3 separate regions of the Homo sapiens genome follow, and regions 1 and 2 are each linked to region 3. Evidence: read pairs that join two places in POLR2A ChIA-PET (ENCODE). Cell type or tissue: CD4-positive, alpha-beta T cell. All regions are shown on one strand. Links, peaks and the distances in the headings refer to the core of each region. The heading gives the core; the rest is flanking DNA. Region 1 has its middle 99 kb from the start of SPP2. Region 2 has its middle 61 kb from the start of LINC01891. Region 3 overlaps LINC01891 (long intergenic non-protein coding RNA 1891).

Region 1 (10,255 bases), core at 1,228-9,227, 300 kb before region 3:
TTATGACACTGAAAGAAATCTGATCTGACCAACTCCATCTTGCCTTTAACCTCCAAACTGCCCTTGGTCATTCCTAAGCATGGGCCAAGCTAACTTTGGGAGTAATTTATAGTTCAAATGACAGTAGTCCTTCCTAAAACTCAACTGCCTCTGTAACACTAATGAAAAGTCACTAGGTTGGGAGAATGAGAGGGGCCTGAATTCCACTAAGATGTAGGCATAGTTAAACAATTACTAGCCATTATTCCAGAGGTCATAAGATTTACAACTTTCCCTATTACTCCTGTAAATTACATTACTATTGTATAACCCAAGATTGGTCTTTTGAGATGTCTTTTCAGGTTTTGCACTTTTGAGGGTTGGATGGCACCACTTGGATCCATGACTCTTGACTTAACTGGTACTGTGGTCCTCACCCAGAAGTGGACTTAGTGCATGAGGACCATTTTCCACACCCCTATGATTGCATGCCCAACTAATCAGTAGCACCTATTCCTCAGCCCCATGCCCGCCGAACTATTTTTGAAAAACCCTACCCTCCAAATTCTGGGGGAGGCTGATTTGAGTAATAATAAAACTCTGGTCTCCCATTTAGCTGGCTCTATGTGAATTAAACTATTTCTGTAGTCCAATTCCCCTGTCTTGATAAATTGGTTCCATCTGGGCAGTGGGGAAGAGAACTTGCTGGGCAGTTACAGTGTGGTCCTGGTGACAGTAGATTAGGTTGATTTTCTGCATGGAGGAGAATGGAATGAGAAAGTGTCTTGGCAGTCTGTGGAAATTCAGAATGGTTAAGCCAATGATAGCAAGGGTTCTACTGCATTTACTAGCAGGAGCTCCATCTTCTCCTGTCAAACCCACTGTTGACTGAAACTCAAAAACATATAGAATCAATAAAACATGTTATAACAATTCTTATTTAACTTTCTTCTTAAGAGGTCTAACTATTGGCTGGGCATGGTGGCTCACGCCTATAATCCCAGATCTTTGGGAGGCTGAGGCAGGTGGATCATGAGGTCAGGAGTTCAAGACCAGCCTGACCAACATGGTGAAACCCTGTCTTTACTAAAAATACAAAAACTAGCTGGGCATGGTGGTGCACACCTGTAATTTCAGCTACTCAGGAGGCTGAGGCAGGAGAATCGCTTGAACCCGGGAGGCAGAGGTTGCAGTGAGCCCAGATCACGCCACTGCACTCTAGCCTGGCCGACAGAGTGAGATTCATCTCAAAAAATAAATAAATAAATAAATAAATAAATAAATAAATAAATAAAGGTCTAACTATTTACCAGGCCATCAATTTTAAAAATTTATACACTGGATTCATTCAGTAAACATAGAATTATTTGCTACTAAACTGCAAAGTGCTGTGCTAGGCCCTGTGCTGAACTTATAAAATGAAACTATCAATGTGTTTTCCATGTCCTGGTCTCTGACAAGAGAGTAGCAGGAACGGGCCAAATGACTAGGGCCCGGAATTTGACTCAGGATAGGGAAGACCACATCCTGTCTCCCATTTCTGCTTCTCATTAACAGGAAGCTGTGTGTGTTCAGAGAGTGCTGCAGACATTAATCATATTCACAGACACCGAGGGAGACTTTCTAACATTCACGAGTGTGTGCTGCCCCAAGGTCAGCAAAGGTCATCCAGAAAGTCAATGTTGAAGGAAGAGTAAGGATCATGCTGCCTGTGGGATGGAGCCACCAGATGGCCCCAAATGTTAGCCTGGGCTCACATGGGGTCATTTATCTTCACCTTTACCAGGGAGAATGAGCAGTGAGTTTCCTCAATGGGTCTCTAAGGGCTGTACTGATTGTTTCATAGAACCACTGGGGGAAGAAAGGAATCATAGGAGAGAATGCACTTATAAAATATCAAGCAGCATAATTGTTATTTATAAAGCTGCTTTTTCATGCTCTGGCATGTCTTTAAAAATTTTCCTAGGCCAAGTACAGTGGCTCACACCTGTAATCCCAGCACTTTGGGAGGCTGAGGAGGGCAGATCACGAGGTCAGGAGTTCAAGACCAGCCTGGCCAGCATGGTGAAACCCCTGTCTCTACTAAAAATACAAAAAAATTAGCTGGGTGTAGTGGTGCATGCCTGTAATCCCAGCTACTTGGGAGGCTGAGGCAGGAGAATTGCTTGAACCCCGGAGACAGAGGTTGCAGTGAGCTGAGATGGCGCCACTGCACCCCAGCCTGGGTGACAGAGTGAGACTCCATCTAAAAAAAAAAAACAAATCCTGCAGGAGCTCGGACTCCGTCCTGCTGGGGGCTGACTGTGACTAGAGGATGCAGTGCCTCACCAGTGAGAATGCTTGTGGAGCTACTGCCATGAATAAACGGGGAACAATTTTCACCCATGCCTGGGGAAGGCATGAGGGAATTGTGCTGCAGGTTCATTTATCAAACAAACTAGGTGAAGCACAGGTCTTAGGGAATGACTGTCAAAGCATTCATGATTCCTTCTTCCAAGTTTAGTTCTGTGGGAACAAGTGGTGTAATCCAGACCCAGGGGCTCCGAGTTGGCATTGACCCCTAAGGACCAAAATGCTGAAGAGAAACTTATTAAGACCAGTAAATAATTGACATGGGCTCCTGGAGACACTCAGTGAAGCATTTCCAAGGCATCTAACCACAAACTGTAAATGTTAATTGGCACCCTTAGATAATAGACTCAGATAAGGAGATCAAAGGCACAGGAAGTCATAACTCCTGACATCGCTTTTCAGACAAGTCAGGTTAGAATCATCTTACTCTTCAAAATGCTTTTCACAGTGTTTCTGCCCTGATGGGCACAGAAAGTTTAATTATAGAGTGATCAGCAAGAGGGTGGAGTCTGCCCTTCATGATCAAGTCTGGACAATCAAGTGTGAGGAATATTTGTTTAGAATAAGGCTGTTTATTCTCTCTCTGGAAGCTGAAGTGCATCTCAGCTGTCAGATTAATCATTAAACTAAGCAATTTTTAGATAAACTTAATCTGAAAATTAGCCCCATGGCTTCCCCAGCACTGAACTCAAGCCCATCTTCCTTGAGTTACGTGATGATGGTGTTTCATAGTTCTATAATTTACTCCCAATGCAGTTCCAGGGTCTTCCTCTTTCTCTCCCTCTAGGTTTCAGAGTAGCCTCTTCAGGAGGTTCTCAGCCATGAAGACTCTACCCCAAGGGAGCTTATTCCACAGCTGACCCCTCACAAGGGCAAGTTCACAGAGGAAAGAGATCTGAATGCGTTTCCTCCCGTCCTTCTGAGGAGGCAGGAGCTGACCTAGCTGTGCTGAGGCCAACTCTGAACCTCACTTGTCCAAGTTTCTGGGATTCCTTCCCAGGTATGTAGCGTTGGGAGGACAAGACATGGGAGGAGAAGAGCTGACTCCTACTCAAGGACATTTAGTAGTGGCATTCTCTTACCTTCTGAGTATCTCCTTTTCTTCAAACAAGCAGTAGACTACGTTAGAGCCTTTACTCAAACTCCCAATACAGTGCAGTCTCATCCAATTCTCCCCACAACTTGAGGAGCTGTTCTCTCTTTGCTGTCCAAGCTGTATGACTTCCCTGGGGTCCCAGGGTGGCATCCTGAGAAGTGAAAACAATATAAAATGAAGGGAAATAAAGAAAAGCCTGCTCCCTGCTGAGTCTGAGCTCCAGCATACTGGGTACAAGTCAGGGACAAGTCTCCTTTCCTTCCTCAACATGCTCATTTGGGGCTTCCATGCTGTTTTGCAGGAGTGGAGAAATTTAAAATGGAAATGGACTAGCTGGCCAAAAACAGAAAAACATTTTCTTACACCTTGAGGCTGATTTCCAAAGCAGATAGGTGGCAGACCTTGTCTGGCTTTGGTCTGGCAGAATGCACTGGTCATGAACTTCACTTGCAGTGGAAAACAGCCTCTTTTCAATGGCTCAGAGGAGCCAGAATCATTTCTGCACAGAGGGCCTTCCAGTGGTTTATTTAGGACAGTATTCTTTTCTGCTACGTCAGTTAGACCTTCTCAGCATCCCCAATATACAGAGTTTATTGTAGTTGAAGGAAAGTCCTACCTCATTAAGAACGCAGGTAAAGCCTTGGGGCTGTTGAAAGAGATTTCAGGCAAAGTCTTTTTGCAATTAGTATATTCTAATAAAAGAAGAAACTGTGTGTCATGGGCTAAGATAGATGAGCATCATCTGTGGGCCAACACATTGCACAGAAACAGATTTATGGGGCTGACAGGATCAACTCCAAGAAGGAAGAAAATTCAGGCCAAAAATAAGGCCAAATACTCCTCTTCTCATTCAGGGCCATGGTACATGCTGTGCTTTGAATACATCCCTCAAATTTCATGTGTTGGGAACTTAATCCATAAATTCATATGTAGATGGTATTTGAAGTTGACACCTTTGGCAAGTAATTAGGATTCGATAAGGGTATCAGGGTGTGATCCACATGGTGGGACTGGTGGCTTTATAAGAAGAGAGAGGCCTGAGCTGGAATGCTCTTGCCCTCTCACCATGCAATGCCCTCAATCATGTTATGACACAGCAGAGAGGGCCTTACCAGATTCTGGAGCCATGCTCTTGGACTTCCCAGCCTCCAAAACTGAGCCAAATGAACTTCTGCTCTTTACATATTGCTTAGTCTATGATATTATTACAGCAACAGAAAATGGACTAAGACAGTACAGAGTGAGAGATTGGCAAATAACCCAACAGTTGTCCTGCAGTTATATCTGTGCATGTCAGTTATGAATGGACTTAGATTCTTATCTCCATGTAACATACAGCTCCACTCTTGGGTTTATGACAGCAGTTATCAGAAGCCCAGGAGGGAAAGGTAGTCCTGAGACCACTGCAGGCAATACTGACATGGAGGGATGAGAAGAGGTGGCACAGTCCTTTGCTACAGCTTTTCAAAGAGCCCAGGTCTACTGCTGGAGATGTGATTATTTCCTAGGGACAAAATGAGTTAAGAACCAGACATGTGCATATAAAAGTTCCCATGTTTCCTTCCTGTGGTTTTCAGACTTCAGGCTGCATAAAAATTAGTGCACAGGATCGTACACACACACACACACACACACACACACACACACTGAGTTTATGGTACTTTGTGGGCTATGTCACAGCTATCATGGATGATGGAGACTTTAACCGTTTTCTGATTTGAGGTCAAGTTCTGCCCAGAGCACGCAGCCTGGGGCTGGATTGACACTGCTTTGCATTGTGCATAGTTGCTCTGGACAGAGGGAATGTTTGGTTCCCTCTATTTGTGGTGAAGAACTTTTCCTGAGCTGAGGTCCGCAGCCCCGTCCTGATCCTCCATTTGGGGAATGTTGACAAGACAAGGCTGATTCTTCCTGCAATTTGTACCCCAGCAGGGTCTCTGCAGTTTCAGGACCTCTTTTTTGGCTTGGAAGATTTAGACATTTCATGTTCTCAACTGCTCCAAAAATTTATAAGGCCTTGGGAAACCTATTTATATTAACTACACTTAGAAGAGATCGAATTACAATCCGAGTTAAAATTTGGTTACTGTTAGAGTTTGTATCGATCAGGATAGGCCTGGCTATGCCACCATGATAGCTCTAACTCAGGGGCTCAAAGCAACAAAGCTTTCGTTCTCATTGATGCAAAGGCCACAGCAGGCTGGGGCAGCTGTCCTCCAAGCAATGGCTTGGTGTTGCACCTCCACATCAACCATGTTGTTATGATTGATGACAGAGGGAGAGAGGGCATGCTGGAGGGTCTCCCGCTGCTACTTACATTCTCCCCTGAAGTAACACAGCCACCTCCACTCACAGCTCATGGGCCAAAACAAAGCATGCAGCCACATCAAATCTCCAGGGAGCAGGGAAAAACAGTGCCTGGAAGGAAAGGGACTGGAAATATTGGCATTAACCTTTCTAACCACTAGCATGTCCATGGCTGTATTCCCTCCAGATGGCAAAGAACCTAAGAAATGGAGTCACCAAGTAGATGTCAGTGAGCATAAGCTGCACGACAGGAGCTGATGAGCGCTTTTAAAACATAATTGTTAATAACAGCTAACGTTCGTTAATAATAGCTAACATTCGTTAATAATAGCTAACGTTTGTTAATAATAGCTAACGTTTGTTAATAATAGCAAATGTTTGTTGAATGCCTACTTTGTAGATTTTGGTATAGGACATACAGTTTTGCCTGTTATGATGAGTTTAACGAGCCTTTGTTCCTCGGTTGAGTCAGTTTGAGACCAGACTATTAGTGGCCATCAGAAACAGGATTTCTTCTACCCATTCATTTTTATGCCTCTCATCTGAATCATGTTACTTTGTGGCAAAAATTTTCTAACAGATTCAATTATGACTTTATTTTTGCATCACATACATGGATATATGTATATATATACACACACACACACACAGATATATATATCTGTGTGTGTGTGTGTGTGTGTGTGTGTATTATGTGTGTCTATATATGTGTCTATATCTACATCTATCTATCTGTCTATATGTATTCATCAATGATCAATTCTTCCATGGTCAATTTCAGTGAAGCCTCTTTTTTTTTTTTTTGGTGAATTTTAGAAGTACACTGGTTTCCTTGATTACATTTGAGAGATATACTAATATTACCTGCAAAACAGTCCTCTTACCTTACCCCTGGATTATAAAAGGGACTTCATGGCAGCTATCCATGAACTGATTACATTTCCACATATTTGAAAAATCTCATTATATTGGTCCATTTTCATGCTGCTGATAGAGACATACCTGAGACTGAGCAATTTACAAAACAAAGAGGTTTAATGGACTTACAGTTTCATGTGGCTTGGGAGGCCTCACAATCATGGTGGAAGGCAAAAGGAATGTCTCACATGGTGACAACAAGAGAAGAGAATGAGAGCCAAGTGAAAGGAGTTTCCTCTTAAAAAACCATCAGATCTTGTGAGACTTATTCACTACCATGAGAACAGTAAGGGGGAACTGCCCCCTGGATTCAATTATCTTCCACTAGTTCTTTCCTACAACACAAGGGGATTATGGGAGCTACAATTCAAGATGAGATTTGGGTGGGGACACAGCCAAACCATATTATTCTGCCCCTAGACCCTCCCAAATCTCATGTCTTCACATAATTATGCCTTCCCAACAGTCCCCCAAAGTCTTAACTCATTTCAGCATTAACTGAAATGTCCACAGTCCAAAGTCTCATCTGAGACAAGGCAAGTCCCTTCTGCCTATTTAGCCTGTAAAATCAAAAGCAAGTTAGTTACTTCCCAGATATAATGGGGGTACAGACATTGGGTAAATACAGCCATTCCAAATGAGAGAAATTGGCCAAAACAAAGGGGCTACAGGCCCCATGCAATTCTGAAATCCAGCGGGGCAGTCAAATCTTCAAATTCCAAAATGATCTCCTTTGACTCCATGTCTCACAAGCAGGTCATGCTGATGCAAGGGGTGGGTTCCCATGGTCTTGGGCAGCTCTGCCCCTGTGGCTTTGTAGGGTACAGCCTCCCTCCTGCCTGCTTTCACAAGCTGGTTTTGAGTGTCAGCAGCTTTTCCAGGCTCATGGTGCAAGCTGTCAGTGGATCTACCATTCTGGGGTCTGGAGGATGGTGGCCCTCTTCTCATAGCTCCACTAGGCAGTGCCCCAGTAGATGTGTGGGGACTCCAACCCCATATTTCCCTTCCACACTGCCCTAGTAGAGGTTCTCCATGAGGGCCCCACCCCTGCAGCAAACTTCTCTCTGGAGATCCAAGCATTTCCATACATCCTCTGAAATCTAGGCGGAGGTTCCCAAACCCTAATTTTTGACTCCTGTGCACTCACAAGCTCCACACCATGTGGAAGTTGCCAAGGCTTGGGGCTTGGACCCTCTGAAGCCATGGCCCAAGCTGTACTTTGGCCCCTTTTAGTCATGGCTGGAGCCGCTGAAACATAGGGCACCAAATCCCTAGACTGCACACAGCAGAGGGACCTGGGCGTGGCTCAGGAAACTATTTTTTCCTCCTAGGCCTCAGGGCCTGTGATGGGAAGGCTGCCACAAAGGTCTCTGGCATGCCCTGGAGACATTTTCCCCATTGTCTTGGTGATTAACAGTTGGCTCCTTGTTATTTATGCAAATTTCTGCAGCTGGCTTGAATTTCTCCTCAGAAAATGGGTGTTTCTTTTCATCACACTGTCAGGCTGCAAATTTTCCAAACTTTTATGCTCTGTTTCTCTTTTAAAACTGAATGCCTTTATCAGCACCCAAGTCACCTCTTGAATGCTTTGCTGCTTAGAAATTTATTCTGTCTGATACCCTAAATCATCTCTCTTGAGTTCAAAGTTCCACAAATCTCTAGGGCAGGGACAAAAGGCTGCCAGTCTCTTTGCTAAAACATAACAAGAGTCACCTTTGTTCCAGTTCCCAACAAGTTCCTCATCTCCCTCTGAAACCACCTCAGCCTGGATTTCATTGTCCATATCATTATTAGCAGTTTGGTCAAAACCATTCAACAAGTCTCTAGGGAGTTCCAAAGTTTCCCACATTTTCCTGTCTTCTTCTGAGCACTCCAAACTGTTCCAACCTCTGCCTGTTACCCAGTTACAAGGTCTCTTCCACATTTTCAGGTATCTTTTCATCAGCAGTACACTCTACTGGTACCAATTTACTGTATTAGTCCGTTTTCATGCTGCTGATAAAGACATACCTGAGACTGGGCAATTTACAGAAGAAAGAGGTTTAATGGATTCACAGTTCCATGTGGCTGGCGAGGCTTCACAATCATGGAAGAAGGCAAAAGACATGTCTCATATGGTGGCAGACAAGAGAAGAGAATGAGAGCCAAGCGAAAGGTTTTTCCCCTTAAAAAAAAAATCAGATCTTGTGAGAATTATTCACTGCCATGAGAACAGTATGGGGGAAACTGTCCCCATGATTCAATTATCTCCCACTGGGTCCCACCCACAACATGTGGGAATTATGGGAGCTACAATTCAAGATGAGATTTAGGTGGGGGCACAGCCAAGCCATATTACTCATTTTCTTTAGTAAGAAAGTAATGATTGTATTATCTCAGGATTTTCAACATCTCAGTTTGGAATCCTCCTCCCTGTAACTACAAGATATAATATTTTCAATTTGTGTATCTGGCTTAATATTGAACATCTCAACAGATGCTCATGAATCTTCATTGATAATTTTATGGCTGAATAAAGAGAATCTCCTCTTCCCTTTTAGTTAGCTTAGATTACCATATATTTATGTAAATTGTATTTAATTAATCTTGTTTTATGCCTAATTGTATTACAATTCATTTTACTCATCCTTGCTTTGATATTTAAACATTTTTAAAGGTGTTTTTGTTTTGTTTAGTATTTTTTTTTTGAGACAGAATCTCATTCTGTCACTCAGGCTGGAGTGCAGTGGCACGATCACTGCTCACTGCAGCCTTAACCTCTGGGCTCAGGCAATGCTCCCACCTCAGCCTCTCAAATAACTAGGACTACAGGCATGTACCTCCACACCCAGCTAACTTTTAAAATCTTTTTGTAGAGACAGGGTCTCCATATGTTGCCCAGGCAGGTAAACATTTTAAAAGATTTGATGTTTGTTGACTCTCCTTAATGGCTTCCTTTTGCCAAACACAAAACAATTAAGGGTAAATTAAAGTGCACATACTCACTGAGAAAATTCAAGCAATTTCAAATGCCTGTCTTTCCTTTGAGCAGGTTTATATCAGATGGAAGCTCCTACAGCCATTGGATGTATACATTGTACAGTGGCCATAGTCTCCACTGGGAATCCTAAGGTTGCTAAAGATGAAACTCCATGGCTGATCTGAGCCTTCACCCTAAGATTTTGGGTTTTCAAACTCAGTAGGTTTTTTTTTTTTTTTTGAAAAATTGTTTATCTTTTTTTCAGAGTGAAGGATTATAATGAAAGAACATCATTTTCTTGCTTCCTCTGGAAGCCTGGGGTGGACTGCTGTGGGGCGAGTGGAGCCCCATCTTCCCAGGAGGATATTCTCCCTTTTTCCAGTGCTGGTTCCTTTGGCCATGGCCAATGATGGTGGCCTTTGCAGCACTCCTTGATGTCACCACCCTCCACCAGAGCCAGGTTATGATGTGGGCTGTGGAGCCCACCTGCTGCCAATTGACGGTGAATCCTCCCAGCTGCCCCACCAATCACAGTTTGGTCAGCAGCTGTTATCCAGTGACTTTGCCATACGGAGCACACAACTGCCAGCAATTGCTTCCCGTGGCAGTCATGGCTGTTCTCTGTGAAGTAGGGTACCTGTTAT
Region 2 (10,255 bases), core at 1,286-9,285, 53 kb before region 3:
GATCAGGTAATTCATCTTACGCAACAAGATCAAGGCGAAGGTTGCCCCTGATACCCTCCCTAGGCTGCCCACTAAACTGATTATGAAGCCAAAACAAACCAGATAAAAAACTCAAACTGCACACAGCCTGAAAACTAGCAATAATGATGAAACAGTTGGTAGAATTTGAAAGATGGTGTATTAGTTTTCACTTGCTATACCAGGTATAAAAAATAAACTAAGCTAAACCCTTCGATCATATGTTCACAGCCAATTAAAGGCTAAAATGTAGACAAGCCCAAGTTATGCAAATGCCAGAGAAAATATCAGAGGAAGAATCTGCTGTCTGGAAGGGAAGCAACGGAATTACGCAATGAAATCACTCAGAAAAAAAATAAGTCATAATTCTTTTGGATTTAAAAAATGGAGCATGGTGCTGGTGCCAAAACAGATATATAGACCAACGGAACAGAACAGAGACCTCAGAAATATCACTACGCTTCTACAACCATCTGATATTTGACAAACCTGACAAAACAAGCAACGGGGAAAGGATTCCCTATTTAATAAATGGTGCTGGGAAAACTGGCTAGCCATCTGCAGAAAACAGAAACCGGACCCCTTCCTTACACCTTCTACAAAAATTAACTCAAGTTGGATTAAAGGCTTAAATGTAAAACCTAAAACCATAAAAACCCTAGAAGAAAACCTAGGCTAGAAGAAAACCTAGGCTAGAAGAAAACCTAGGCTAGAAGAAAACCTAGGCTAGAAGAAAACTTAGGCTAGAAGAAAACCTAGGCTAGAAGAAAACTTAGGCTAGAAGAAAACCTAGGCTAGAAGAAAACCTAGGCTAGAAGAAAACCTAGGCTAGAAGAAAACTTAGGCTAGAAGAAAACCTAGGCTAGAAGAAAACTTAGGCTAGAAGAAAACCTAGGCTAGAAGAAAACTTAGGCTAGAAGAAAACCTAGGCTAGAAGAAAACTTAGGCAGTACCATTAAGGACATAGACATGGGCAAAGACTTCACGACTAAAACACCAAAAACAATTGCAACAGAAGCCGAGATTGACAAATGGGATCTAATTAAACTGCACAGCAAAAGAAACTATCATCAGAGTGAACAGGCAACCTACAGAGTGGGAGAAAATTTTGCAATCTGTCCATCTGACAAATGTCTAATATCCAGAATCTAGAAGTATCTTAAACAAATTTACAAGAAAAAAACAACCCAATCCAAAAGTGGCTGAAGGATATGTATAGACACTTCTCAAAAGAAGACATTGATGCGGCCAACAAACATATGAAAAAAAGCTCATCATCACTGCTCATTAGAGAAATGCAAATCAAAACCACAATGAGTTAGCATCTCACGCCAGTTAGAATGGCAATCATTAAGAAGTCTGGAAACAACAGATGCTGGCGAGGATGTGGAGAAATAGGAATGCTTTTACACTGTTGTGTAAATTAGTCCAACCATTGTGGAAGACAGTGTGGCAATTCCTCAAGGATCTAGAACCAAAATACCATTTGACCCAGCAATCCCATTACCCAAAGGATTGTAAATCATTCTACTATAAAGACACATGCACACATCTGTTTATTGCAGCACTATTTACAATAGCAAAGACTTGGAACCAAGCCAAATGCCCATCAATGATAGACTGGATAAATAAAATGTGGCACATATACACCATGGAATACTATGCAGCCACACAAAAGAATGAGTTCATGTCCTTTGCAGGGACATGGATGAAGGTGGGAGCCATCATTCTTAGCAAACTAACACAGGAACAGAAAACCAAATACCGCATGTTCTCGACTCTAAGTGGGAGTTGAACAACGAGAACACATGAACACAGGGAAGTGAACGTCACACACCGGGGCCTGTCAGGGGTTGCGGGGCAAGGGGAGGGAGAGCATTAGGACAAATACCTAATGCATGCAGGGCTTAAAATCTAGATGACTGGTTGATAGGTGCAGCAAACCACCATGGCACATGTATACCTATGTAACAAACCTGAACGTTCTGCGCGTGTATCCCGAACTTAAAGTAAAAAAAATTAATAAATAAAAATAAGTAAAATAAAATAAAATGAAAAAAATGGGACAAAAGGCAAAAAAAAGATAAGAAGCCAAAACCAAAGATCAAAACTCTTGGAAAAATGCTTACCACAAATAAATGGGGATAAAAGATTAATATTATTCATCTACACCAAGTACTTATAGAAAAACATGTTAATTATAGGCTTGTTAAATATTACAACAATGTAAAACAATTAAAATATCCAATGACAAGAAAATTAAATTTTTCTACGTGTATAAGATGACATGCTGGAGTATAAAGGCTTATGAGGAACATTTAACGACATGTTAAAATTCCCATAATATAATGGTACTACGGTTTGAATGTGTCTCGAAGTTCATGTGTTGGAAACTTAATCCCCAGTGTAATAGTGTTGAGAAGTGTGAGGCCTTTAGGAGGTGTTTAGGTCATGAGGGCTCTGCTTTTATGAATGGATTAAGGTCTTTATTGTGAGAGTGGGTTTGCTATGAAAGTGGGCTTGGCCCTTTCTTGCCCTTCTGCCTGCTGCCATGGGATGATACAGCAAGCAGGCCCTCAGCAAAGGTAGCCACCTTGACCTTGAACTTCTCAGCTCCAGAACTGTAAGAAATAAACCTCTGTTCTTTATAAGTTACCTGATCTTAGGTGTTCTATCCTAGCAGTGCAAAGCAGACTAAGACCAATGGCAACTAGAAAAGGAAGGAGGAATTTATGTACAACACACTCAACTGTGTGTGCATGTATGCCTGTGTGTGTATGTATGTGTGTTTTGTTCATGAGTGTTTGTGTATGTGGTATGTTTGCATGTATGTGGGTGGGTGTGCATGTGTGTACATGTGTATGCACCCGTGTGTGCATGTGAGTGTGTGTGTATGTGTACCTCAGAAAAGCAAAACAAAAAACATCATGAAGAAAATTATTATACCAGAATAATAACAGTGGTTAAGTCTGCGTGATGAGATTATGGAGTGATTTAGTAACTTTATTTTTTACACCTTTTACATTTTCTGCAGTGACAATGTACTAGTGTTATAATCAGAGGGGAAAACTTCATGAAAAGATGTTGATACTGGAAGATAAAAAATATTACAACTCTCAGAGACACGTGGGCAAATAATGCACAAAGAGATAGAGAAAGAACTATTGAAAATCTTCCCCAAACCAAAGAAAAGTAAATCAATACAACTTGGCATGCACGTTTTCTTCCATTGTGTTAGTAAATGTATTCATAAAAGGGGTCTCTAATGCTGCTGTGACTGTATCAAAAGTCACTTTCATTACCTGTCGTGGGCAGAACAGAATCTTTGAAAAATAATTTGGCAATATGCGTCAGGAACCTTAAACACCTTCATGACCTTTCACTTGTGGGAAGCTACCTAAAGAAATAATCTGAGAATCAAATACTGATGTATGCACCAAAATGCAAATCACATCATTATAGAGCAAAAACTTAGGAGTCATACAAATGCCCAGTAACTTTCAAAATAGTTAAATGTTTGTAAAAAAAAACTAAAGTATATTCACCTCCTGAGTATTCTGCAGCCAGTAAAGTTAGGTTGAAGGTCAGTGTTAGTGGCATGGGATATTTATGGATTCGGTTGCATTGTATGAATTTCTTTTTTTTTTCTTTTTTATCCTTTTGTTCTTAAGTAGTGTATCAGCTGGAACCCAGCCTCCCACATAGCTTTGGAAGCCTGCTTTGGGTCTAGGTTATTCTCTTCCTCATTCTCACTTGCGTTGCCCTCCCACAATATTTTGCTTCTGAAGAGTGTCTAGAAAACTGGTAGTGGTTGCACACACACAGAAATCCCAGACTTCTAATTCGGATTGAAAGAAGGAGCTTCAGTGTTTGCTGTGTGTGTTAGTTTCCTATGGATGAGCTGACAAATTACCACAAATCTGATGGCTTAAAATCACACACAGCAGGAAGTGATGGCTCACACCCAGCACTTTGGGATGCTGAGTCAGGAGGATCACTTGGGGCCAGGAGTTCAAGATCAAGCCTGGCAATATAGTGAGACCCTCATCTCTGTAAAAAATACAGGCCAGGCACAGTGACTCGTGCCTGCAATCCCAGCACTTTGTGGGGTTGAGATGGGTGGATCACCTGAGGTCAGGAGTTCGAGACCAACCTGGCCAACATGGTGAAACTCCATCTCTACTAAAAATACAAAAATCAGCCAGGCTTGGTGGCATGTGCCTGTAATCCCACCTACTCATGAGGCTGAGGCGGGAGAATTGCTTGAGCCCTGGAGGTGGAGGTTGCAGTGACCCGAGGTCGCACCAGTGCACTCCAGTCTGGGCAACAGAGCGAGAATCGGTTTCAAAAAAAAAAACAAACAAAAATTAATAGACCTGCTGGTGCACACTTGTAAACCCAGCTGCTCAGGAGACTGAGGCAGAAGGATTACTTAAGCTCAGGAAGTCAGGGCTGCAGTGAGCTATGATCACAGCACTGCACTCCAGCCTGGGAGACAGCACAAGACCCTGTCTCAAATTAATAAATAATATAACAAAATAATTTTAAAAGTTAAAAATTTTTAAAAATACACTTATTCTTCTGTAGTTCTGGAAGAGGTCAGAATCTAAAATCAGTTTCATTAGGCCAAGACCAAGGTGTCAGCGAGGCTGCACTCCCTCTGGAGGCTTTAGGGGAGAATAATTTTCTTGTCTTCTCCAGGTTCTAGAGCTGTGCCCCTCACATTCCTTGGCTCACAGCCCCTTCTTCCAGCTTCAAAGCCAGCAGGGTAACATCTTGCTTCAGCATCCTATTTCCCACTTCTTCTGTGTCAAATTTCCCTCTTCCTCCCTCTTACAAGGTCACGTGTGAATACATTTAGGACCTACCCAGATAATCTTCCCATCAAAAATTCCTGAACTTAATTAGTCACATCTGCAAAGTCTCTTTTGTCACGTAAGGTAACATTCAGAGGTTCTAGGAATAGGACATAGATATCTCTGGGGGCCATTATTCAGTCTACCCCAATGTGGCACATACAAGGGAACCTGCAGCATTTACCTTCTGCTCATGATCTGCAAAGCCTGCTCAGGAAATGTGCCACACCCCTGTGTTCCTGCTGGTATATTATGAATCTAGATAACCCCCTGTTTCAGTCTGTTTTATGATGCTGTATCAGAATAGCCGAGACTGGGTAATTTATAATGAATAGAACTTTACTGGCTCATAGTTCTGGAGGCTGGAAAGTCCAAGATCGAGGTGCCAGCATCTGGCAAGGGCCTTCTTTCTGCAACATCCCATGGTGAAAGGGCAACAGAGAGAGAAGAATTGCATGAATTTCTGTTTTGTCAGTTAAGATGGTCAAATATTGGCAAATTCATATGTTTCATCTTTATACGGTGCAGGTCTCAACAGTTTGTAATATGCATGGAAGGAAATGCATTTGAATATTGACAGTGGTCACTCCTGAGTTGTCTCTGAGTGTTAACATGATAGATGACTTTAATCTTCCTATCTGTGGTTTTTCAGTCTAATCTAACGTTTATAATAAACCGTATGATTTAGTAATCAGAGGAAGAAAAACAAGACCAATGCCTGCCCTCCTCCCAAAAATCTGCTCTTAAAACGAAGAACTGCTTTTTCCTGCCTTTCCCTGAGAATTTTTCAGATATGCAGAAAAGTAGAGAGACTAGTATACTCATCACCTGTAAGTCTTGGTTTAACAATTGTTGACATTTTGCCACTTTTAAAAATCTTTCGTTTCAGCTGAAGTATTTTAAAGTCAGGCATCATGATACTTTACACCTAAATACTTTAGCATGCCTCTTGCAAAGATGCAGACATTTTCTTACATTTCCATGATCTTACCTAACAAAATTATCACTAAAGTTTGTAGATTTAAAATCTTGAAAAATTATCTTCTTGCACTTCTGTAATTTCTAGTATGTTTAACCATCACAACATGATATCACTGCAGTTCCTTTTTTGCTTTCCCTTAATTTTGGAGGTAAAAATTTAAAGTGAAATGGAAGATGGGAGGGAGTTTATTTCTGGCATTGCTCAGTGTGAGCCAACTCTAAAATTCTATCTTAACAGTATGCAGTTCACAAGACACTGAATATGAAGGTCACATTTCTAATGTCACACCATGCAGGAACCCAGGCATCCTGCTGCTTCGTGCCTCAACATCTGCATATAAATATGTTCATTTCAAATTTTGTGGTCTTAAGGACAGAGTGGGGAGCATGAGTACAGGTAGCGGTGGCTTAGCACACAACGAGTGGTAGAGACATGATTTTGTATCCTGTGTTACATCTTGCCAGTGAGGCACAGTTTCTTTCACGGAATAAATACATCCAGTGTTTATTACAAGTAGAAGTAACTTAGAAAGACCCTTGTCTTCTCACACAGCTTAACTATGGCCCAGGAGGCATGATAGGGCTTGCGTTGGGTCAGGGTCTCCTATGTCATCCATTGATTTTTTGGGGTGGAAGAAATGCTCTTTTTTTTTTTTTTTTTGAGACAGAGTCTTGCTCTGTTGCCCAGGCTGGAGTACAATGGTGCGATCTCAGCTCACTACAACCTCCGTCTCCCAGGTTCAAGTGATTCTCATGCCTCAGCCTCCCAAGTAAGTGGGACCACAGCTGTGCACCACCATGCCTGGCTAATTTTTTTTTTTTTTTTTTAGTAGAGACCTGGGTTTCACCCTGTTGGTCAGCTGGTCTCGAACTCCTGACCTCATGTGATCCATCTGCCTCAGCCTCCCAAAGTGCTGGGATTATAGGTGTGAGCCCCCGAGCCCAGCCTTTGGGGTAGAGGGAATGCTCTTTGTGCTAACTTCTTTCTCCTTCAGTGGCCCTTCCAACATTCTATCCAGAGGCTTCTCCTTTCCAGTTAGGGAACCATCTGTCAGTGAAAGATATTTCGCTACCACAAGCTGGGAACCGCTCCCCACTTCTTCATGGAAGCTCTCCAGAAGGACTCTTGAGGAATGAAGAACTGGAACCTGGAGATGGAAGGACTGTGCCTGGTGTTCCCAGGAGCAGCCGATAACATTGCAGATTGTGCAAGTTTGGCCCCTTCGGCCCTCCAGCAGGTTGGCATCCATTGTCTGGTTCATTAGAAGTTGATGCTGGCTTTCCCATTGATGGAGCAGTCCCTACAGGGTAGTCACTCCCTCCTTGGCACGCTGATCTCTGGGGTTGAGGTGGAGGCGCTTCCTCCACTGGATCCAGTAAGTTTTGCACGTGTTTGGGATTTGGGGAAAGACAAGCCTGGTTTGGAGGATGAGGAGGCAGCTCCCTTGGTCCCAGGAGAAAGGAAGCAGCTTTTCTGACAATGCTGGGGGAAGAGGGTCACCTACCACCTCTTGCAGCATGAGCAAAGGGATCTAATCAGGCGGGAGGAGGTTTAGGAAGTAGCTGGACTCAATGAGAGACAGGTGGTAGTGTTTGGGATTCTGAGCTGGCCCCCAGCCAGGGTAAGTGGAGCAGCTGTGCTGTGAGAGATGGGCTGACGTGCACCACAGGGTGCCAGGCCTGTGCAAACCGCCTGTGTGTGCAGAGAGCCTGATTACCTTCAGGGCCTCAAAAGGGCAGAGACACAATTCTGGGCATAAGAACCCATCTGAAATGCCAGGGCAGGAGAAGGTTGCAGCCTGGTGGGCTGGCTGTCACCCAGCCTCACGCCAAGCACAGAGGGTCAGATCATGGCCTCCAGACCTGACATGTGAACTGACAGCTGGAGGAGGCGGACCCCTCTGTAGTCCCTGTCCTGCTGCTGGTGAGAAGGGCTAATGCGTTGGGCTGAGCCTGCCATTTCCAGAACATCTTAATGACCACAGCTGTGCAGCCAGGGATCGCTTTACCACACCAGGTGCTGGAAACACCCAAGACTGGTGCTTCTCAGTGTGATCTCCCTACACCCTGACAGCTCTGTCCTCTGCAGTAAGTGAGACCTTGACTCTATCAGAATAGGGACAGAATTAAACGCATAGTTTCTGGAGCCAAACTGCCTGAGTTTAAGGCCAAACTCCACTCCATACTGGCTGCATGTAAACTGTAGAAAGCTACTGTGTTCGTGATATGTGGCTGCAGAAGAAAATACCTCCTTAGTAAAACATTCAAATAAAACAGAAGAGTTGTTCAGAAGTAACTGGAAACACTGTGGAATGCTACCTCACACATGCTCATCATTTTAGCATAATTTGCTAAAATGGTTTTTAACTCCGAAATATTTACCTCGAAACACACATACACACATAACTAATGGAACATGTTATGGTGCATTGTTAACACATGCTTTCCCCACGCTCAGAATGCCACCAACACGAGCCAGCACCGTGGGCTGCTTGCACACCCTGCCACAGAGCTCCAGCTCACTGCACGGCAGAACCCCTTGGCGACAAGCTCTCAGCTCATTACATTTGTGGTGATTTGTTCCACCAGCAAATGGGAAAGTCATGTCCTCTCTGATGGCCAGGATCAGCACACTAGGTTGGAGCTGGGATGGGTACATGGACCTTCAGTATTTCATTTCCTTCATTATAACTTACTGGGCAATACAAATTTATTTTCTATTATCTAAGATATAGTTTAGTTAACTAATCCGCTCTCAGGCTGGTCTACTAGCACTTCCATTCCTAGGCATATATAGAAAAGTATCCTAAGGGAGTGTAAGGAAAATATACAAATATATAAATATATAAGGTAAATATGCAGAAATCTGTCCTAAAACTCTCTCCATCAGCACTTGCTTTTTGTTTTTTCTTTTTCAGAGATGGGGTCTCACTCTGTCGCCCAGGCTTGAGTGCGGTGGTGCGATCACAGCTCACTGCACTCTTGAACTCCTGGGCTTAAGTGATCCTCCTGCCTCAGCCTCCCAAGTAACTGGAACTACAGGCACACGCCACTATGCCAGGCTAATTTTTTTACAGACGAGGTCTTGTGATGTGGCCCAGGCTGGTCTCAAACTCACAGGTGTGAGCCACCGCACTGGGCTTGGTACTCACTTTTTGAAAAACATTGCTGTGGAGAGCAGCATTTACTCAAAAGAGGGTTTAAGCAGCATAGCACCATGAAGGAGAACATTTCAAGGCAGGAACCTTCCCAGAATCCCCAAAATAATCCCCACTGGCTGACCCCTTGCTCAAGGAAAACCTGCAGTGAGCTTTACAGGATGGATGCTCAATCTCTTAGGTGGGAGCAGAGAGCGGCAGGGCACGAAGCTCTGGTTGCCCCTGAATCGGATGAACTTTGTGAGTGGATGCAGGGTCAGAGAGGGAATGGTGAGGGCTTCGCCATCTCCAAGGGTCTGTGCTCTCCGTTACTCTCAGGGGATCTGACCATCCTGAGAGCTCCAAGGTGGCAGAGGCCCATCTTCCCCATCTCAGTCCACTGTGGGATGCAGCGTCAAGCTCACGGTCGGCAGCAGGAGATGTTGGATGACTTATATTTATTTGGCAAGCGGGGGCCCCAGGAGTTGGGAGCAGCACAGGCCTTCCCTGAGTCTTGCTATGTAAGCATACCCATCCACTGTTGATGTCTTAAAAACTCAGAGGATTTGCTAATGTTCCCTAAGAATCTGCGTGTTATTGGATATGGGTATTTCCCAATTCAGTTAGAGCAAACTCAGTGTTTTTCTAAATAAATGACAAAAGCTGCAATGCTATTTCTTGTTGTTGTTGTTGTTGAGACGGAGCCTCACTCTGTCACCAGGCTGGAGTGCAGTGGCGTGATCTCGGCTCACTTCAACCTCCGCCTCCTGGGTTCAAGTGATTCTCCTCTCTCAGCCTCCTGAGTAGCTGTGACTACAGGCGTGCACTACCATGCCCGGCCAATTTTTGTATTTTTAGTAGAGATGGGGTGGGGTTTCACCATGTTGGCCAGGATGGTCTCGATCTCTTGACCTCGTGATCCGCCCGCCTCGGCCTCCCAAAGTGCTGGGATTACAGACATGAGCCACCACGCCCGGCCAATGCTATTTCTTAATGTTAAACGTGGGTCTGGCAAATGGAGTTTGTATTCTGAAGCATCAAAACATCTGAGAGTTTTAATGGTTTAAAGGAAGAGAGGCACAATATGTTAAATCAGACCATTCCCAAGAAATCTGAGCACATTGGTTCACCACTCACTTCCGGAGTTTCTGCTCTCTCTCTATGGCTGCTCCCTGTGGAATCCGTGGCCAGACCAGCCCTGTCTCATTTCCTAAGTGTTGTCTGCTCAGTCTCCATTCCCACCCTCATCCTTCCACTCTGGGT
Region 3 (10,255 bases), core at 978-8,977:
CCAACCAAGTGTTCATTTCAGATGTAAATATGATCATGACAGTTTCTACTTCACCACTTTCAATACCCTCCGAGACACCTCTTTGCTCTTAGGATACAATTAGAAGAACCTGAAAGGTCTTAATATCTGTTTCCTTCACAAGGATGCCTCCCAGTGAAGACACAGACCCTATTTGCTCACCCTGTTACCTTTAGTATCTGCTCTGTACCAGTGCTCATTCAGTATCAGCTAAATCACCAAATGAGTGAACCTATGAATGAATCCATCAGGTTTCCTGGGCCTGCAGTCTCTGCTGTGATGGAGAAGGCTGCCTAATATACATGTGAACTCATGTATATTGAGTGTACATGTAATAAAAATATCCCTTATCTAAAGCTCCAATTTTGTGTCCACTGATGGCGTCCCCTGTCATGTGTCTATGCTGTTTTTGTTTCCATTGAACTTTCGGTATAAATTTAGCTATTTGTATGGTATCTTCCCCTCTCCCCCTGCCCTCAAATTTGCTATTTACTCCCATAGATTTAAGAGATTATTTGAATTCAAACAAAACGATAAACTCCTACTTTTGTTTCATTCTTTGAAAAACAAATTCTATATTTCACTGGAAAAAAATATATTTATCTTCCAGTTAGCTTTCTAAAGGGAGAGCTGGCAGGAAGTAAAGGAGCTGAAAATTACCAACATTCCATTTTTATTTAATGCATGTTACACAGACATAGTAGTGTTTCAATAGATAGGAACAAATGCTACTATTACATACAAAGGTTAACAGTACAAGGTATGATTACCATAAGTCTGCATAACACCTAGAAGAAATAAAAACTACTTTCTAACTCTGGAGCACCCATTTCAATAATAGCAGCGTTTGTTGGGGCGGCTTGAGCGTATGCCCCTGTGGTTAAGGAGCACGCATGTGTTCTTAAACACCAAATGCATTCACAGTTTTAAGGGAGAGAGAGAATGGAATTTAGCAGAAATATGTATCTAAATAATGCATAGTTACGATTCCACGGTAAAATATACAATCATCAAAACCATTTAAGAATAATAACCTAAATGCTTTTGATAGGAAAGGTTTTGGGCCATGTTTCTTGACGTATTGTATTCAAATTAGCTATGGGAATAACTACACAAGAGCTGTGGTTTTTTCCCCTATGAGGGTCAAAACCTTTTCTTGTCAAAAGTGTACGAGTTACTCTAAACCTCTAGCCATGGCTCTGCCAAGGCAACAACCCATAAGCAGCAAAAGGCGAGGAAGAACAAGCAGATGCCAGTGGCTCCAGGTTCCTGCAAACTTATTCTTGTTGTTGTTTGTCTCCTGTCCAGATGTCATAGCCATTAGTACCTGCAGGTCCCACCATATTGAGACAGTGAGCCTTGTAAGCGTCATCATCAAAAAACACAGCAAATATAGGCTGTAAAAGCAAACTCCATAACTGACAACTATAGTAGGCTGAATAACGACCTCCAGAGATACCAGGTACTAACTCCTGTGTCCCATAAATGTTACCTTATATGGAAAATGGGTCTTTGCAGGTGTGATTAGGTTAAGGATTTTGAGATGGGGAGATTATCCTGAGTTAGCCTGGTACTCCCTAAATGTAATCACAGAGGGCCTTATAAAAGAGTGACAGAAGGAGAGTCAACACATACTGGAGAGGAGAAGGTGACGTGACCACACAGGCAGAGATTGGAGTGATGTTGTCACAAGCCAAGGGATGCAGCAGCCCCCGGGACCTGAAGGAAGCAAGGGATGCATTCTCCCCTAGATCATCAGGAGGGAGCCCTGCCCAACCCACACCTTAATTTTGGCCCAGTGAAACTGATTTTGGATATTTGGCCTCCAGACTGTGAGAGAAGAAAGTTTTGTTGCTTTTTAGCTGCCAAGTTGATGGTGATTTGTTACAGCAGCCACAGGGAGCAAATACAGCAACTGACCAAGGCAAGACTCTTAGGTTGCAAGCAAGGGAAATCATCTTGGGCTAACTTTAGCAGGAAAGCAACTCATGGGACATTGATTGGAGGGTGCAAAGAATCTAGGATGTTCAGAAGGACAGGGCCGGGCATCTGGACAGATGGTCCCACTGGTGCTGCTGTTAGGGAAGCTGCACTAGAATGGTAAGCTCCAACAACATGTTCTTTCCTATCAGAGACACTTTCTGTGTACAGGCACCCTGCAAAGACCTTTCCATCCTCACAAAAGCTTGTAGTGGCAGTTAGTGACAGAGAGAATCTTAGGGCTCTGAGTCTTACTGCATCAGATCTTTTTCCATTGCATCAACATGCCTCCTTTTAGAAGTGCAAGTAAGATCTGCTTCACATTGAGCTTTGAGACACAGAACACAGTAAGTCAAGATTTCACGGAATGTCCTCAAGCCCAGTCCTCTATATTAAGATGACTCAAAACTGGGGAAGAGAACCTTGGGCTTCAGGAGCTTTTCACATTGCTTGACTCCTTCATTCTTGCCACGGTCTTACGCCTTTTTGTAGGCTCAGGGCTTTCTCAAGCATCCTTAAGCATGTTAGGGCAGTGCTTCTCTAGGTGGTTTCACCTGTAATTTAAACATTTACTTGCACGTGCTTTATGTTTTTCCACCTCCTCCTGTTAACAAACATGGATATACTTTATTATAGAAAAAAACTGCTGAATTAAAGACTGATATTGAGAGTTTACATTCTGATATATTGCCTTTTTATTACATCTCATTACGATGAAAACATGCAAGCAAGCTCCCCCAGCTAACATTCCCTGTCCCTGCCCCATGCAAGTCAGCAGCCCGGGGTATGTGAATCACCCCACAGAAGGTTCATGCCACAGCACCACTGCAAACTAAACAAATTCTTTCCACGTTAGACTTAGGGTTAAAAAAAGAAGTTGTGTTCTAAAGGAGAGAGATATGATTTTGAAAGGAGCACTGGAAAGAAAATGAAAAGGAAATGAGACCTCAGTCGACCACGTGCTGAACCAGCCAGCCAGGCTTCCTTCCTCCATTGCTTCTGCTGTGGCGACCTACGAGTGGGGGCTTTCCACAGAAGGCTGCGGGTCCGGGAACGGGGGCAGGACTTACAGACCTCACCAGAGTGTGGCCAAGGACAGAAGTTCTCTATACGGAAGAGAAGGCTTGTCTAGTATGGAGTTCTAAGTTCTGTACTTAAATGTTCCCTGACAGGGGGTGGGGCTGGGGAGGGTGTAAAACAAAAAATTATTCTGATACTTTTATTTTTTATTTTTTATTTTTTCAAGACGGAGTTTTGCCCTTGTTGCCCAGGCTGGAGTGCAATGGCATGATCCTGGCTCACTGCAACCTCCACCTCCCAGGTTCAAGCAATTCTCCTGCCTCCTCAGCCTCCCAAGTAGCTGAGATTACAGGTGCGCACCACCACGCCCGGCTAATTTTTTGTATTTTTAGTAGAGATGGGGTTTCACCATGGCCAGGCTGGTCTTGAACTTCTGACCTCAGGTGATCCGCCCACCTTGGCCTTCCAGAGTGCTGGGATTACAGGCATGAGCCACCGCGCCCGGTCGATACTTTCTAAAATGGTAAGACTTTATTCAGGACAATTGCAATTGGTGTCCACAGTGTCACAACAGGGCAGAGAGATCAGGCTCAACTCCCAATACAAGAACAAGGCACCAGACATGGTGGCTGAAACCTGTAATCCCAGCACTTTGGGAGGCTGAGGCGGGCGGATCACTTGAGGTCAGGAGTTCAAGACCAGCCTGGCCAACATGGCAAAACACCGTCTCTACCAAAAATACAAAATTAGCCAGGGGTGGTGGCAGGTGCTTGTAGTAGTCCCAGCTACTAGGGAGGCTGAGGCAGAAGAATCACTTGAACCTAAGAAGTGGAAGTTGCAGTGAGCCAAGATTGGACCATTGCACTCCAGCCTAGTCACAGAGTGAGACTCCTTACCAAAAAAATTATAAAATTAAAATTAAGAAAAAAAAAGAACAAGGGGATATTTACAGCAGGTTGAGGGGTTTCACCAGATGAAGATGATTTCAGGGTCGGGCTTCTTGCTAAACTGATCCAGGTTTCAACAAGGATTCTTGTTGAAGGTAGGCCAGGGTGATCTGATATCGAGGATCAAGGGTTCTCAATAAACTGACAGCAGGATCCCTGTTGAAACTGAGCTTTGCAGGCCCAGCAAGGACAGGGACCAAGGTTGAGGGCTTGGAGGAGTCTGACTAAAGTTTGGTCAAGGAGAGAGTCTTTGTCAGGGGTTATGTGGGCTCTTCCTTCATGTTCCTTTAAAGAGCATGCCCATCTTCCGGGACTTCCTCTTTCTGTTTAAGTTACCATTTACTGTGGCTTCTCACGCTCTTTACGCAGCTGCAAAGGCAGAGCAAGACACACTGCTGGCCCAGAAGGGCTGATGATCCGGCAGCCTCAAGCTACGGGTCAGGAGTGAGGAAGTGAGGCTGGCCTTGTGGGTGTGGAGTGGCTCTGAAGCTTCCTGTCTCCACCCAGCCCTCTGCCCCTGCACTAAACCAAAGCCCTGCAGAGCAGAGTCTAGTGACGCTCCTGGGAAGGTGACGCTCCTGGCGGCACATGGCCTTGAGAGCTTCCACGTAGTTTGCCCTTGGTCTTGTCTCTGAGACGCCTTCTGGTTGCCTCGGTCTCCTCACACCCCCCAGGATCCAAGTCCAGGCCTACCTGGCTCCCGGGCACTCCCTGTGTGCCTCCCACCTCCTCCTTCCACCGAAGGCAGGCGAGGTCAGCTCTCCCTTCCCTCCTGTCTCTGGAGCCCTCGCTCCATGCCCAGGCCTGTCCCGTGGACGTGTCATGCAGCTGCTTGCTTCATGTTCTTCTAGCTTTCTCCCTGAGCCACAGGCAATGCTTTTCAAAAGCAGTGAAAAGTTTAGCGGAGTTTTTTTTGTTTTTTTTTTGTCAAGGTAATAAAATCTGCAGTGATAAAAATAGCTATTAGAAGTTTAGGAAAATTTCATCTTGGAGTAGAAGAATGAGGATGGACTAGGCTAAATAGTGTCCTAACAAATACCTGTCCACCCAGAACCTCAGAATGTGAACTTATTTGGAAATAGGCTCTTTGTGTATGCCATTCTCATAGATGAAGTCCTCCTGGATTTAGGGTGGGTCCTAAATCCAGTGACTGGTGTCCTTATAAGAAGACCACATGAAGCCGCAGGGAGGCACGGAGAGGATACCATGTGACCACGGAGACAGAGACTGGAGTGCAGCATCTAGGAACCAAAGACAGCCAAGGAATCCTGGCACTGCCAGAAGCCAGGAGAGAGCCGGAACATTCTCCCAGAGCTTTTGGAAGGAACCTAGCCTGCCCACACCTTGATTTTGGACTTCTGGCCTTCAGAACTCCAGGAGAAGAGCTTCTGTTGTTTGAAGACACCCAGTTTGCGGTCATTTGTTAAAGCAGCCCCCGGACACTAAGCCACAGTGTAGCCATATGCTTGGGCTGGGTCCCAGGGCAGCACTGACTCCTCACTTTACCTTGTGTCACAGCAAAGCCCACAGCCAGGGAGAGGGGGTCAAACTGCAGCAGCTCTCACTTCTGAGCATCATAACGAAAGCCAAAGACAGCGCCATTTACCTAAATCGGACAGCCTACAGAATCTTCCAGTCTGAAATAAGAAATGTCAAGCGTTTTAGCCATGGGAATTATAGGGTAGGGGAGATCCTTCCCCTTAACTAGTCAGTGGTTGAAATTTCTTTTGCAGCAGAAAATTTAAGTGGTAGCTTGACTGTTTAATGTTTGCAACATTAGAATGCCCTAGTCTCCACTTACTGATTTAAAGAGCAACAGAAATCCTTACAGGAAGAGCAGTAGGATGGCTGATTCCTGAAAGCGGCTTCCTGACACCCTCGCCCCAGCACCCCTGGGTCCAGTCACCATTCAGATACATCTTTTGATGGGTTGCAAGGAAAAGAACAGTGTCAGGGGACAAGGCCTGTTTACCTACAACTAACTGAAGCCCTTTGATGAGCTCTCCTCCCATCTCCAATCTGCCCCCAACCGCTGGCCGTTCCTAACCCATCTCTTTGCAAATAAAAGTTATCACCATCAGATCTGGGTGTGCCATTCTTCCAGTTGTGTGCACAAGAGGGTGGGAGTTCAGGGGGTTGGAATTCTTCTTTTCAAAAACCTGTTAAGTTTTTCTGAAACAGCAGCCTTCCCGAAGCTTCTGCTTAGTGCCTGTTCATCTATTGAGAGCTGATAATAGGATGTATTTTGCTTTTTTTTCTTTAAATGGATAAAAGGATAATGCTTTTTCTTTTCTTTCTTTTTTTTTTTTTCTTTTCTTGGCCTCCAGTGTCTATGCAAGTTATTTTTCAGTCCATTAAAATGAATCATTGTTTATCATGTTAGTTTTCACATTTCACAAAATGATGAACAATGGACTTTTCTTTGTTAAAAGATGGGGGCTTCTGTCCTCGGGCACTCGTGTTCAGAAGATAAGACTTTCTCCGAGTTCCACACACTTCTTTCTTTTCACACATGCGTTACGTTTATTTTCTGACTGAAGTCTCCAAAACAAACGCTATGGCTGCTGCTGAAATAGATCACATGTTACTACGGTACAAGTGAGACCAATCACAGTGGCTGCTTTTGTTTTTAATTGCGACCACCTCGGATGGGTCCTGAGTGCTGAGCCAAAGCTCTGTTTTCCTTTCTTTCTTTTTTTTTTTTTTTAATCTTTTCAAAATTCCTTTGAGGCAGGTAGGGGTAAACCCTCAACTCACTGTGGAAATTCATGTTGTTGAAGAGGATTAATAGAGAAGGGGTGGGAAAAGGAAAGTCTCAGGGGTGTTTTTGTGCCTCATTAAAAGGTCACAAAGCCCTCTGTGTTCTCTCCCTCCAAGGGTCTAAACCTGAGTGTCTTTTATCCGCTTCATCAAGCTCTGCACGTCCAATCGAGCTGCGAGGGAGCTCCATGGAGCTCCTGAGCACTTGAAATGGGGCTAGTGGGAATTGAGGAGTTCTGTAAGTAGAAATAGGTTTAGTACAAATAAATAAACTGATTAAAAATGTCATCAATAATATTTTAAAATTGATGATAACTTGACATGCAACATATTTGTGTACTTTCTTGTTGATTGATTACTTGACTTGCCCTTCTGGGACCCAGACTGCTAGAAAACATGTCTCCCTAAGTACCGCCAGGAATGCTAATCCCATGACATTCCACAGGAAACAAAAGGCGCTGAGGTCAAACTGAGAAAAACCGCAGCAGAGTTCCACTGGGGATTTGAAAAGACCTGAGCGTAGAAAAGGCTCCCGAGCTCTGCAATAAAGACAGGCATCTAACTTTGTTAATATGTTAATATGGCTTTTCAGAAATCCATGACCACAGGACTCCTGCCCCCTCTGACTTTTTTAATGCTGGCCTACTACCAATTAACCTCTCAAGAAACTGCCATTCAGGATTTGAATAGTAGCAATGGAAAGAGAAAAATGGGGCAAAGCTTTGGACCCACAGTCCAAAGGGAAGGACTCTTTTTAATCCAATGGGTTATAGCAAGAGCATGTTGCGGACTCATATCTGGGAACTGCAACATCATCATTTTTTTTTTTTTTTTTTGAGACAGAGTCTTGCTCTGTGGCCCAGGCTGGAGTGTAGTGGTGCGATCCCGGCTCACTGCAACCTCCGTCTCCTGGTTCAAGCGATTCTCCTGTCTCAGCCTCTCAAGTAGCTGGGATTACGGGCACCTGCCACCATGCCCAGCTAATTATTGTATTTTAGTAGAGGTGGGGTTTCACCATGTTGGCCAGGCTGGTCTTGAACTCCTGACCTCAAGCGATCCATTTGTCTCAGCCTCCCAAAGTGCTGTGATTTCAGGCATGAGCCACCATGCCTGGCCTTGCAATGGTCTTTTTAATCTTACAAACATGTGTCCATGCCTGGAGGACCCAGCTGCAGGGACAGACACTCCAACCCGGTCCAATCTCCTTACCTGCATATTCACTCCTTTTAAAGCAGCTTGAAACCAGTGAAATAAGTGCTTTAGCAATAAAGAGTGAAGAGGAGAGTAGAATTTTGTGTTGCAGATCATTTTGTTGGCTCAACATCTTTCTCCACACACAAGCCGTAGGCTGTGTAAGTGGAGATGAACATCTCATCCATCTGATAATGAATCTTCAGCCGGAAACTTCGCGAGCTGGACCGACAGGGGCTTGAAGGTTGGGTACATTTCCATCTTCAGGGCAGTGGGAGGGAGAGTGGCTGACAATGGAGCTGGGGAGGACAGGTTGAATTTGGTGAGGGCACGCAGGTGCCGGGTGCCATGACTGATTTCTGAGCCCAGGGTGCTCTGCTGCCATTTCCCATATCCCCAGAGAAGACCTGAAGGCAGAGTTCTTGTCTTTTCAGTGCCTGGCTAAGAGAGAGGTGAGTCTTGGGGGAGAAAGTTGGTGCACTGTGGGTGAAGGAATGGAAACTAACTCTGTTTGAATTCCTTTTTCATAGTCTGATGTTTGCTTGGGTTTTGAGAACAAAAACCAAAAAGATACAACCCACACCCCCCTGCCCAAAACTTGTTTTTATATGTGGTAAGTTTAATTCTTGAAAGAGAGAGAATAAAAAGTACATTTTATAGGATTTATTTTTACCTTTCTAATGCATATGTACACGTATATTTAAGAAAAAAAATTCTAGTTGACTTTTTACTTGCCCAAGATCTGAATAGGATTGAAAGATGAAAGACCACCATGATCCTCTTTGACAAACATGTACACATGTGAGCTCACTGTTCCTGCACGTCTGATTTATTATGCTAATTGGCTTTGGGCAGCCTCTCACAAACATGTCTATAGGAGGTCCCTAGTGTAATTCTCAGTCTCTTAATTACATAGACTCGTCTTTGGAGTCTGAATAAAATAGGTGAATGGATTTTCTTCCTGTAAACACTGCACTCAGGCACCTGCTGTTGGCTGCATGATGTCTTAAAGCTTCACTACGCCACCCAAGAGGCTGACTAGTTTACTTTGATGGCGCCATCATCTGCAACCCCATGTTCATGCCTTCACATTATCTAAGACTTGGGCACCTAATGGCCTTCGGATTTCTAGCTTTTCTTTCCTCAGAAAGGTTCTCCACATGGCCTTTCTTAGGGATGGCCCAGCAGCACCCAGTCTCACAGGGCTGCCTCGGCCTCCAGGTCCTAGCTTTTTGCATCTGCATGCCATTTCAGCCACCATTGTTCATGGCCAAACTGTGGAACTCATAATGGATTGAATGGCACTAGCGCCAATGTTCTGCTCATTCTTTACAGATAACACCAACCACAGAGGAAGCAGAATCTAATTAGCTCTTACATGGTGCAGTCAACAGCAAGAGGGCAGAGCTCTGGTGGTCCCTATATTGGGTTTCCCTGTTAAGGGCTTGCAGGGAAGGCCAGTTGAAATTCTTGAATCACTTCATGCTATTGTCTTGATATTTGCTGTGACCTGCTAATGGCCTGTAGAGCAGGGTCCCTGTCTTGTTCTGGTTTTCCTTGAGCATAATTGGCTTCCTTGCATGGATTTGGGTGTCCTTGGTTTCTAGAACATTTCTGGGACCTGATAAAAATCCTGGAAGAAAGGTCTTTGGCTGCCGCCTCCTCCTGGGCTCTGTTGTTCTTCAGGTAAACACAACTGGGAGGAGAGTGAAGGTGGGGATTGAGAACCAAACAGCCTGTTAAGTGATGTTGAGTTTTGTGCTATGCTTTTCAGCTTCCAGGGGACCCAAGTGTTCATTCCAAAGGGATCGCTTGAAAAATATAATCTCAGGATTTACAAATCAAACCCAAAATACAAGGATAAGCAGGCCCTGAGAAAGCTAGCTCCTCAAATCCTAACTCATAAGAAAACTATTTGCACCAGGATGAGGGTGAACTTATCTCTTATGATTCATAGTATTTGCCTGAGAACTGAACCACCCTTCAGCTGGAGCTCACTCAAAGGTTGAACTACAGATGGAAGCTTGGGGGATGATTATAAAATCACGACATATAGTGCTTAATGTTCCCAAGAGGGCATTTAATCCCCCATAATGGATCAATCGCTCTTATTCTTCTTGAAGAATTTTTCTACTCCTAGAACCAGGTCTGATCCATCACCTAGAATCAGAATGTTCTCTACCTTTGGCAAAGCTAGTTGCAAAGTCTTACTGTTACTTTTTTTTCTTTTTTTGGCTGTAGACTCAATGTCAACTGCTGCTTATTTCAATTCATGAATCAGCAAATATCTTTGTGTGTGTGTGTGAGAGAGAGAGAGAGAGAGAGTGTGTGTGTGTGTG

What was found. ChIA-PET counts read pairs that join two places held together with the same protein. Peaks named below come from ENCODE experiments on the same cell type or tissue, not always from the same donor. Only the 100,000 strongest peaks of a DNase experiment are listed, where the experiment ranks them.
Region 1: POLR2A ChIA-PET joins it to region 3 with 6 read pairs; 2 of 35 experiments call an interaction of 5 or more read pairs at or near these places.
Region 2: POLR2A ChIA-PET joins it to region 3 with 5 read pairs; 8 of 35 experiments call an interaction of 5 or more read pairs at or near these places.

What each region holds. Positions count from the first base shown.
Region 1 is chr2:234,145,031-234,155,285 of GRCh38, forward strand. No RefSeq gene overlaps it. Among named protein-coding and RNA genes, the nearest start is that of SPP2, 99 kb to the left of the region's middle. In CD4-positive, alpha-beta T cell, for the core only: no CTCF peak of the experiment used is centred there; a DNase peak (open chromatin) is centred at 2,681.
Region 2 is chr2:234,388,470-234,398,724 of GRCh38, forward strand. No RefSeq gene overlaps it. Among named protein-coding and RNA genes, the nearest start is that of LINC01891, 61 kb to the right of the region's middle. In CD4-positive, alpha-beta T cell, for the core only: a CTCF peak has its summit at 4,682; a DNase peak (open chromatin) is centred at 5,102; H3K4me3 peaks cover 302 bases; H3K27ac peaks cover 2,644 bases.
Region 3 is chr2:234,442,184-234,452,438 of GRCh38, forward strand. It overlaps LINC01891 (long intergenic non-protein coding RNA 1891), which reads right to left. Exons shown (of 3, transcript NR_146988.1): 2 at 7,935-8,215; 3 at 2,407-2,552. Among named protein-coding and RNA genes, the nearest start is that of LINC01891, 7.3 kb to the right of the region's middle. RefSeq lists an enhancer at 4,194-4,243. In CD4-positive, alpha-beta T cell, for the core only: no CTCF peak of the experiment used is centred there; DNase peaks (open chromatin) are centred at 3,028, 4,438 and 8,818; H3K4me3 peaks cover 695 bases; H3K27ac peaks cover 5,291 bases.